Regions from separate parts of the Homo sapiens genome. Here region 2 is linked to region 1. Evidence: chromatin loops called from intact Hi-C (ENCODE). Cell type or tissue: PC-3. All regions are shown on one strand. Links, peaks and the distances in the headings refer to the core of each region. The heading gives the core; the rest is flanking DNA.

The links. Hi-C counts contacts between places; a loop is a spot of excess contacts. Peaks named below come from ENCODE experiments on the same cell type or tissue, not always from the same donor. Only the 100,000 strongest peaks of a DNase experiment are listed, where the experiment ranks them.
Region 2: a loop joins it to region 1, with 3 times the contacts of the local background. A loop is called at or near these places in 3 of 110 quality-filtered maps.

The regions. Positions count from the first base shown.
Region 1 is chr10:73,041,889-73,047,277 of GRCh38, reverse strand. P4HA1 (prolyl 4-hydroxylase subunit alpha 1) reads left to right here. Exons shown (of 15, transcript NM_001017962.3): 8 at 177-353; 9 at 2,227-2,297. Among named protein-coding and RNA genes, the nearest start is that of P4HA1, 52 kb to the left of the region's middle. In PC-3, for the core only: no CTCF peak of the experiment used is centred there; a DNase peak (open chromatin) is centred at 2,687; H3K4me3 peaks cover 1,727 bases; H3K27ac peaks cover 4,727 bases.
Region 2 is chr10:73,156,549-73,161,937 of GRCh38, reverse strand. It overlaps ECD (ecdysoneless cell cycle regulator), which reads left to right. Exons shown (of 14, transcript NM_007265.3): 3 at 1,387-1,504; 4 at 5,283-5,370. Among named protein-coding and RNA genes, the nearest start is that of ECD, 8.8 kb to the left of the region's middle. In PC-3, for the core only: CTCF peaks have their summits at 2,494 and 2,693 (motif pointing right); a DNase peak (open chromatin) is centred at 2,697.

The DNA.
Region 1 (5,389 bases), core at 312-5,311:
AAATTCTGAACATCCTGTTTGAGGCAAAATATTTGCAGAGTACTGCTTCTTTTGTATGTTTTTCCAGAGATACTCTGTATATGCAAGCATGATTATTGTCTCTTATCTGCATAGGAATAGATATTAAAAGTATTATTACTGTAATATATTCATCATATTCTTAACTTTATGTTTAGACCCCTCGGAGACAGAAAAAACTCTTTTGCCGCTACCATGATGGAAACCGTAATCCTAAATTTATTCTGGCTCCAGCTAAACAGGAGGATGAATGGGACAAGCCTCGTATTATTCGCTTCCATGATATTATTTCTGATGCAGAAATTGAAATCGTCAAAGACCTAGCAAAACCAAGGGTAAATAATGTTTTCTTTCTTTCTCCTCAATTTACTGTACCTTTGTATCAATTTTTCTTTGTAAAAAAATAGGATAATTGATATACGAATAATGCCACAGATTTTTTAAAGATATTTTGCCTCAGCATAATGGAGTTACTAATGATGCTGTGTTTATGCCAGTTTTTCCATTTGTTATCAACACAAGTAATGTACCCTTAACTGGGTTTTAAGCACTGAATTATGAAAATTATTGTGAGATTTTTATTCACCATTAACAAATTTGTGTTTCACTGTCTTCCTGATAAACTTTTCTCTGTATTTTGGAGTCTTTTAATCTCAGAGGCTACTCAAAGCCCAGCTTTTTCACTTCTGTATTTTTACTGAAAGAATACCGTGGAAGTATTTTTATTCCCTTTTAGGCACATTGTTACTATTATAAAAAGATATAATTGGGCACAAGTATTATGTTAATTTGAAATGGTGATAGTTTTCTGACTTTAACCCACAGAATTTATCTTAAAAAGAAAAAGAATCTAACGTAAACCCAATCTATAAGCTTAGTGTTGAGCATAAAAACTCTTTAGTGAGAATGTGGAAAAGACTACCCTTTATGCTCTTGCCTTTTCCCCCATCAGCTTGTTCTTAAAACATATTTGGTCTTCTTGATAGTAAAATACAAGCTGCCATCACTTTCATAAAGAGATTGTTGAATAAATTCTAGGCATGCTTTGCTGTCTTACACAGGAGTTGGCAGATTTTTTCCATAAAGGTCAATATTAGATATTTTTTAGGCTTTGGAGGCCATATGATCTCTGTCATGACTATTTAGTTCTGCCATTATAGTGCAAAAGCAGCCAAAGAAAATATGTAAATGAAAGAGTGTGGCTATATTACAGTAAAATTTTATTTCCAGTGGCAGGTAGCAGGCTGAATTTGGTCTGTGGCCATAGTTTGTTGACCCTTATTATATCAAAGGTTTGAATTATCTGGATATCTATACTACAAAATGAAGTTAGAATTTCTTTTAGAGTTTTTCTGCTTCTCCAAATTGGTGGTTTTTTTTTTTTTTGGCCAAAGATTACATTATAAATGCAAAAGACTGGTCTAACATTAATATATATTATTGGTGCCATCCAAGGTAATTAATTCATTTCAACTTGGAGATCAAGTTATATTCTGGAGATTCCTCAATTTGGATTGTTTTTGATCAATAAATTTAATGGCAATAAAATTTCATGCTCTCACAACCTCAGAATCATCGTTCCATTAAAAAAAATTGAAATTATTATCTAGGCGGTCACCTCTTTCTTGCTGTTTTTAACATTTATGAGCTCTTTTCCTCTGCCTTTGTTCTCAGTCCAAGATTATTTCACTGTATATGTTAATGAGAGTGGCTATCTTGAAGGGACAAAAGATTGACCTTAAAATGAATTTTAAACATTAACCTGTGCAAACAGTTCCATCACTAAAAAAAATTAAAGTCAAAGGTTTTGGAATGGATCATTAATTGCAAATAGGCATTCTTCTTTTTTTCCCCTTCTCTCCCCACCCCCAGATGGCTATTTTAACTGTAAATTAGACTTCAAATTTTAGATATGTCTCTTTTTCTTACTGTCATGTCCTTTCACCATTGAAAGAAATTTAATTTCCAATCTCTTTTGTTTGTATGTCCTCCATCTATGCAAAACAAAAAATTGAAGAAAAAAAAAAAACCCCAAAAACCTAAAAAACTAACTGGCTTTCAAGGCTCAGCACAAGGTGACTGGAAGTGTATGGAGTTATTTTCTCTTTTTAGCCTCCTTTGTAAAAACCCTGGAATTCTGACTGGTTGGGTAAATGTGATTCAGTTTTTTGTTTTGTAATGCAACTATTTTGATGGTTGGCTTCACAGCTGAGGCGAGCCACCATTTCAAACCCAATAACAGGAGACTTGGAGACGGTACATTACAGAATTAGCAAAAGGTAAGAGATGTGTATGCTGCATATTTTGCCCTCTAATGAGTGTTTTATACATCTTACAGGAATTATTCATTTAAGGAAAGTGGGTCATTTTCAGTCACCAGCTCAAGTCACCACCCTGTATATAAACAGGATAACGCATGGATAAACTGCTTTGTGTTTCACAGGTCTTTCTCCTTCACTAGAAGTTCTGTTTTTAACCTTTAATTGGTATGTTATTTTTAGGGAATTAATATGCTTTTTATCTTTCTTCAGATCAGGTGTCAAATATCCAGGAAGTGGCCTGATACTTGTTTTCTTTTTCCCTTTTGTTGCCAAAGGGGGAAATAAAGCAGCAGCCTCCTGAATCTGGGAGTAGTAGTCTTCACCTATGCAGTTTTCTCATATTCATAAATGCTGCGGTGATTCATATCCTCCTTCATGGTGATTACGTTGGCATTTGTTCATACATCTTGTAAAATAACATTGTCATTATGTAGTAATCTGTATTCCTCCTGTTTGAGTTTTTTATTTAAAAAAATTCGCTGACTCAAAAGTTGGCAGTAGGAAGAACAGAGTTACGCTTCTGAGCTCTGTCTTCCAAAAATTAGTTGTAAACTTAGTTGCCTTTTACTTTGCCAGAGAGATTTAAAAACAGTTTTATCTCAGTGAGAGGTTTGAAAAATGAATTTAAGGAGTCTACTATTTTTTTTCAAAATATTTAAATAACTTCTAGATCTGAGAAAGTTTCTGTGAAACCCAGTGCTATAAATCATTTACATACAGCTTCAAATGATTTTTTGTTTAAAAAAAGTGAAAGGACAATAAATCTACAACAAAAATCTGTCAACTCATTTTCTCTTGATTTGGAAGTGGCTGTTCTTACTGCCACTTTTCTAAATGTTTTTGTGGATTCGAGACCATTACCCACCATCCAGACCAATCTGAACCCTTCCAATCACCTGTGGCTTGGCAAAACAAAACAAACAAAAAGCCCAAAATTGCCTGCTACTGGAGTAAGTCCTTGTCCTTTCTCTTTTTTTGTAGCTGAGCCGAGCTACAGTACATGACCCTGAGACTGGAAAATTGACCACAGCACAGTACAGAGTATCTAAGAGGTAAGGGAGTAATGGAGAGAACTTTAGTCATATTTGGACCATTTCTTTCTTGGGAATCTAATTTTCTGAAAACTCATGATATAGTTTCTAAGACCTAGGTGGTTAGGCATAGATGTTTGATAATATCTGTGCTGGAGTTTTCATGACGGACTAATAAACATGGTTATGGGGCAGTTAATAGGGGTTTTCCAAAGTAACATTAACTTACATAATGTCTGTTGAGGCTCCCCAAACTTTGATAAGTGAAATGTGTTCTCATATTGAACTAAGAGAAGTTCCCAAATTCCCTTCATTAAACAAGGCCTCTTTTGGACTCTGCAGTAAAGCAGGGGTTTAAAAATCTCAGGGTCACCTAGTAGCTGCAGGTATTGCGTAAGTAAGTGCCTTTATAACAAAGCCTTTGCAAGTTCCTTGCTTTTAACAGTGTTTAAAGATAATCTTATTAGGTTATTAGTTGATTGATCACTAAAATGTTTTTTAAAAAGAGCTCACTGTGTAACTTAGAGCTCACAGAATTGGGTGACAGTATTACAATAGAACTCCTTTTCCATCTACTTGTGAAGGTTTCTCGGCTCTCATGAAAATAGAAATATCTTTGTGCTGAATTTTTATTCTAACAAGTAGAATATTTATCCACAGACACAATAACTAATGAAATATAACAAACATAAGCCCCATCCATCTCATTAGGAACATCTTAATACATTTTCACTTGTTTATACTTGATAATGATTGTTTAGTCATGTTATTTAGATTAACAAATGTGAATAATAATTATAGTAACAATCCAGAAGATACTATCTTTAACACAGCCTTTTTATAGGTCTTTAACACAGGCTTTTTGTTTTAGGAAATTCATATTTTTGTTAATTGTATAAATATTTTTAATATAGATAAGTATAATGTGATAAATAAAAGATTTTCAGGCATAAAAATGTGTCACTGTAGGACAAGGTTTCTTAACCTTATCAATAGCACTATTGACATTTTGAGTCAGATAATTCTTGTTCTTGGGGGCTATCTTCAGCTTTGTAGGATGTTTAATAGCATCTGTGGTTCACTGGATGCCAGTAGCACCCTTCCTTAAGTTGTGACAATCAAAAATGTCTCCAGACATTGTCAAATGTCCCCTGATAGGTAAAATCCCCACCACTACCTCTAGTGACTCCACCCCTGTTGAGAATTAACTGTTCTAGGATAAGAATGGAATGAAACTATAACATCAAGAAAAAAAAAAAAGATGTAAAATGTCCAAGTATTAAAAAATATTTTGTTCACATATTTTAAGTGGATGATGGTGGATATCAAATCATTATGGTATTTAGATTCCAGTGGATACATTTAAAGTAATCATTTTTTAGAAATTACCAACGTTTTCAATATGACAATTCAATCATTCGAAACTAAATTATGAAAAAATTTAGTTGTCAACTAAAAAATTTATGCAAAGGCAAACATAGATTTTAACAGGCATTTTAGGAGGTACTCAGAGAAATTTTGAAGATTACTGCTGTCTTCAAAAAGAAAAAGATTAGGCTGGACCGAATGTGTTGATTCAGCATTTCCTTTTTCTTTTTTGGGCAGGACCATATGCCTTTTATATATTAACCTTAAACGTTACTATACACGTCTTGGTTTCTTGTCTCTGCTGTATAACACCACCTGCCCTTTTGCCCCAGTAAGAGAGAAAAATTTTTTTTCTTGCCTATCACTAGCTTCATAGCTGAGACCCCTATAACAAAAGACAGATTAACAAGAGAAAATCATACAAATTTATTTAATACAAAATTTACTTGACAAGAAGCCTTTAGAAATGAAGACCGCAGCCTGAGCAACATGTTAAAACCCCAACTCTACAAAAAATACAAAAAAAATTAGCCAGGTGTGGTGGCATGTACCTGTAGACCCAGTTACTTGGGAGGCTGAGGTGGGAGGATCACCTGAGCCTGAGGAGGTTGAGGCTACAGAGAGCCACAGTGAGCCATGAGCATGCCACTG
Region 2 (5,389 bases), core at 160-5,159, 110 kb before region 1:
GCACTTGTTTGACCTTCATTCTGTTAATGTGGGATATTAACTGTACATTGATTTTCGTGTGTTGAACCATCCTTGCATCCCAGGAATAAATCTCGCTTGGTCGTGGTGAATAATCTATTTAATGTGTTGTTGAATTCAGATTGCTGATATTTTGTTAAGGATTTCTGCATTGATACTCATCAGGGATATTGATCTACAGCTTTCTCATATTGTCTTTGTCTGGCTTTGGTATTAGGGTAATGCTGGCCTCAGAAGGAATTTGGGAATTCCCTCCCTTTTATTTTTTTGGAAGATTTTGAGGAGGATTGGTGTCAAATTCTTTAAATGTTTGGAAGAATTCCCCGGTGAAGCCAGCTTTTCTTTGTTAGGAGCTTTTGGATTATTGATTCAATCTCCTTACTAGTTATAGATCTGTTCAGATTTTTGTATTTCTCATGATCCAGTCTTGACAGGTTGTGTTTCTAGGAATTTGTCAATTTCTTATAGGTTATCCAACTTACTGGTATACCATTGTTCATAGAATTCTCTTATCCTTCTTATTTCTATGACATAAGTTGTACTGTCCCCTCTTTCATTTCCGATTTTAGTTATTTGAGTATTTGCTCTTATTCCTGGTTAATCAAGTTAATAGTTTGTCAATCTTTTAAAAAAAACCCAACTCAGCTGTTTTGTTTTTCTATTATTTTTTCTGGTCTCTATATTTCTCTCTGCTGTAATGTTTATTATTTCCTTCCTTATGCTAGGTTTGGGTTTAGTTTTTGTTTTTTTTTTTTGAGGTATAGGTTGTTGATTTGAGATCTTTCACAACTACAAACTTCCTTTTTAGCACTGCTTTCACTGAATTCCTTAAGTTTTGGTATGATGTGCATTCATTTTCATTTGTCCCAAGATATTTTCTAATTTCCCTGTGATTTATTCCAAGAGTGTGTTGTTGTTTAGTTTCCATGTGTTTGTGAATAGTGCACATGTTTGAAAACTTCTGCTCCATCCAAATCTAGCGTCCTGGTATTCCCAGAATACTCTATACATACATACTCTATACATCATGCCTCTGTGCCTTTGCACATACTTTTCCATTTTTCTGGAAAGCTCACCTCTTGTCATTCCTCCAGGCAAGCATAGCACAGATATCCCCTCCTTTATACTCACATAGCCGTTACTGCACACTCCTGTTCTAGAGTTCATTATCTTGTTTTGAGATCATTTGGTTGTCTTGTTTTACCCTGAGCTCCTCAGGAGTAGGCTTCTTCTTCAGGATTGCAACCCCTGCTCCCCAGTACTTAGAGCAATCAGTCAATGAATGTGTATTCAGTTGAATGATTATGTGCATTTTATTTGCAGTAACAAATTTATCTGGTTACATGGTTGCTTTTCTCTTGTTTTTAGGAGGTGTTCCTGCTCATATGTTTGGCGTGACAAAGTTTGGGGATAACATTGAGGATGAATGGTTTATTGTTTATGTAATAAAGCAGATCACAAAGGAATTTCCAGAGTTAGTAGCAAGGTATTGTAGTTATTTTAATTATTCTAAAGGAATTCTATTACTGAAACAAAGTGACTACATTTTTATCTATTTAGTAATTTATTTTTCTCCTGTAGTCTGCTGGAAATTGTACAGATTTTAATAGTATCTGTGCTCTTTTTTTTTTTTTTTGAGACAGTCTTGCTTTGTCACCCAGGCTGGAGTGCAGTGGTGTGATCTTGGCTCACTGCAATCTTCACCTTCCGGGTTCAAGCGATTCTCCTGCCTCAGCCTCCCAAGTAGCTGGGATTACAGGCGTGCACCACCACGCCTGGCTAATTTTGTATTTTTAGTAGAGACAAGGGTTCACCATGTTGGCTAGGCTAGTCTCTGGAGCTCCTGACCTCAGGTGATCCACCCACCTTGGCCTCCCAAAGTGCTGGGAATACAGGCGTAAGCCACCGCGCCCAGCCATATCTGTGTTTTCTTTCTCTTCTCTTGTGGCTTCCTTTTCTTGAGAAAGAATTAAAGTACACGGCCAGGCGCGGTGGCTCACACCTGTAATCCCAGCACTTTGGGAGGCCGAGGCAGGCGGATCATTTGAGGTCAGGAGTTCGAGACCAGCCTCAACATGGAGAAACCCTGTCTCTACTAAAAATACAAAATTAGCCAGGCATGGTGGTACATGCCTGTAATCACAGCTACTCGGGAGGCTGAGGCAGGAGAATTGCTTGAACCTGGGAGGCGGAGGTTGCGGTGAGCCGAGATCGCGCCATTGCACTCCAGCCTGGGCAACAAGAGTGAAACTGTCTCAAAAAAAAAAAAAAAAAAAATTAAAGTACTGTCAAAGAGTTCAACTTCCAAAAGATTTCAAATAAAACCTACTTATTTTAGGTTTTCTTTTTAAAGTTCTAATTATGAAAAAACAAATACATGTGGTAAACAAAATTCAAAAGATACAAAGGTTTCTACTGCTCTTGCTTCCCAGAAGTAATCACCATTAAATTCCTTGTGGATCTTTGAAAAATAAAATTCCATTCATACACATACACACATATTTCACGTATTTTTAAATATGTATTCCTGTACTAGACCATAGCTATATTTTTTGAGAAATCATACACAGAAACAATTTAAAGAGAAGTCAGTGAACACAATTGTATAGGAAGCAAAGTAGGTAACATTACGTTAAAAATGGGACCTGGGTTTTCTGTAATTAACCACGTATTGCCAGCAGAGGGCGTTCCGCCCACTTATATTTTGTCCTAGTTTTCCTAGTCAGCACCCAAATTCTGATCTTTTTTTACCCACTCAACCTCTTTCCCAACAGAACAAAATAGAAGGGAGAAAAAAACCTTTGAAAACTTATTATTTAAATTTTAAACATACATTAAAGTAGAAAGAATGAACCCACATGTTCCCATTATCCAGCTTCAACAATTACCAACTCATGGTCATTATTATTTCATCTGTAGCTGTCATTTGATCCTTAAATATTTCAGGATGTAAATCTAAGCGATAACTCATTTTATTTTTATCTTTAAATAAATTTATTTAAAATTTTTAAATGTTTTAAATTTATTTATTATTTATTTAGTTTTTTAAAGACGGGGTCTTACTATTTTGCCCAGGCGGGACTTGAACTCCTGGGCTCAAGCCATCCTCCTGCCTCAGTCTCCCAAGCAGCTGGTACTACAGGCACATGCCACTGTGCTCTATTTTATTTTATTTTATTTTTTTGAGACAGGCTCTCACTCTCTTGCCCAGACTGGACTGCAGTGGAACAATCTCGGCTCACTGCAACCTCTGCCTCCCGGGCTCAAGCAATTCTCTTACCTCATCCTCCTGAGTAGCTGGGGCTATGGGCGTGCACCACCACACCTGGCTAATTTTTGTATTTTTTGTAGAGACAAGGTTTCACCATGTTGGCCAGGCTGGTCTCAAACTCCTGACCTCAAGTGATCCACCTGCCTCAGCCTCCCAAAGTGCTGGGATTACAGGTGTGAGCCACTGCGCCCAGCCTATTTTTAAAATTGATAAATAAAAATTTTATATATTTATTATGTATAACATGTTGTCTTGAAATACATATATATTGTAGGATGGCTGAATTGAGCTCATAACGTACATTACTTCACATACTTATTTTTTTGTGTGTGGTGCGAACATTTAAAATCTACTGCCTTAGCAAGTTTCAAGAACACAATACATTGTAGGCCTGGGGCGGTGGCTCACATCTGTAATCCCAACGCTTTGGGAAGTCGAAGCGGAAGCATCACATGAGGTCAGAAGTTCGAGACGAGCCTGGCCAACATGGTGAAACCCCATCTCTACTAAAAATACAAAAATTAGCCATGTGTGGTGGCCCATGCCTGTGGTCCCAGCTACTCGGGAGGCTGAGGCAGGAGAATCACTTGAGCCCAGGAGGTAGAGGTTGCAGTGAGTGTGATTGCACCACTACATTCCAGCCTGTGCGACAGAGTGAGACTCTGTCTCAAAAATAAAATAAAATAAAATAAAATAAAATAATAAAAATAGAAGTATAGAGCTAGAACGATATATAACAGTATATAAAATATGCCATGTCTTGTGTAAAAAAGGGAGAAAATACAAGTATATATTTCTATAGTTAGATTATGTGTAAGCAAACTCTAGAAGGATATACAAGAAACAGCAGTGATGCATGTAGGGTTGAGCAGATAGGGACAAAAGTAGGAGGGAGACTTTTTTATTTTGTAACTTTTTTTTTTTTTGAGATGGAGTTTCGCTCTTGTTGCCCAGGCTGGAATGCAATGGTGCGATCTCGGCTCACCGCAACCTCTGCCTCCCAGGTTCAAGCAATTCTCCTACCTCAGCCTCCCGAGTAGCTGGGATTACAGGCATGGGCCACCACGCCTGGCTGATTTTTTTTGTATTTTTAGTAGAGACGGGGTTTCTCCATGTTGGTCAGGCTGGTCTTGAGCTCCTGACCTCAGGTGATCCGCCCACCTCGGCCTCCCAAAGTGCTGGGATTACAGGCGTGAGCCACTGCACCTGGCCATGTAACTTTTAATACATTTTTTTAAAAAATGTAACCATGTGAATGTATAACCTATTTTAAAAAATTAAATTTAAAAAAGTGATACGGGCCGGGCGTGGTGGCTCACACCTGTAATCCTAGCACTTTGGGAGGCTGAGGTGAGCGGATCACTTGAGGTCAGGAGTTCGAGACCAGCCTGGGCAACATGGCGAAACCCTGTCTCTACTAAAAATACAAAAATTAGCTGGGCATGATGGCGGGCACTTGTAATCCCAACTACTCAGGAGGCTGAGGCAGGATAATTGCCTGAAAACAAGAGGTGGAGGTTGCAGTGAGCCGAGATCATACCACTGCACTCTAGCCTGAGTGACAGAGCGAGACTCCGTCTCCAAAATAAAAAAAAAAAAAGTGATGCAAATGAGGCAGAAATAATTATCTTTTCAGGCCCAAATAACACCTCCTACATGAAGGCTTTTCTAATCTCAGCTATGTGTTTCTTTTTTTTCTTTTGGAACCCTATAGTACTTTCGTATATTTTCATATTTTTGTCTAATATTTCTTTATGTAAATTGCTTATCTTCTCTCCTTATCATATCTACCTTCAACTCCTCCTTACAATCTTACAGTCTCCTTCAGTGCTTAATGTTATCTTAAATATTTTGCTTTCTTATAGCCATCTGCACATAGTACATACTCAAATATTTACTAAGATGAAGAGGAAAATGTATTAGAATGAAACTGTTTTGGTTACTAGCAGATATATGCTTTTTGAATGCAAAATTGGAAATTTTCTTGCATTAGGATTGAAGACAATGATGGTGAATTCTTGTTAATAGAAGCTGCTGACTTTCTCCCTAAATGGCTGGATCCTGAAAATAGCACCAATAGGGTAAGTATACCCAAGTTTA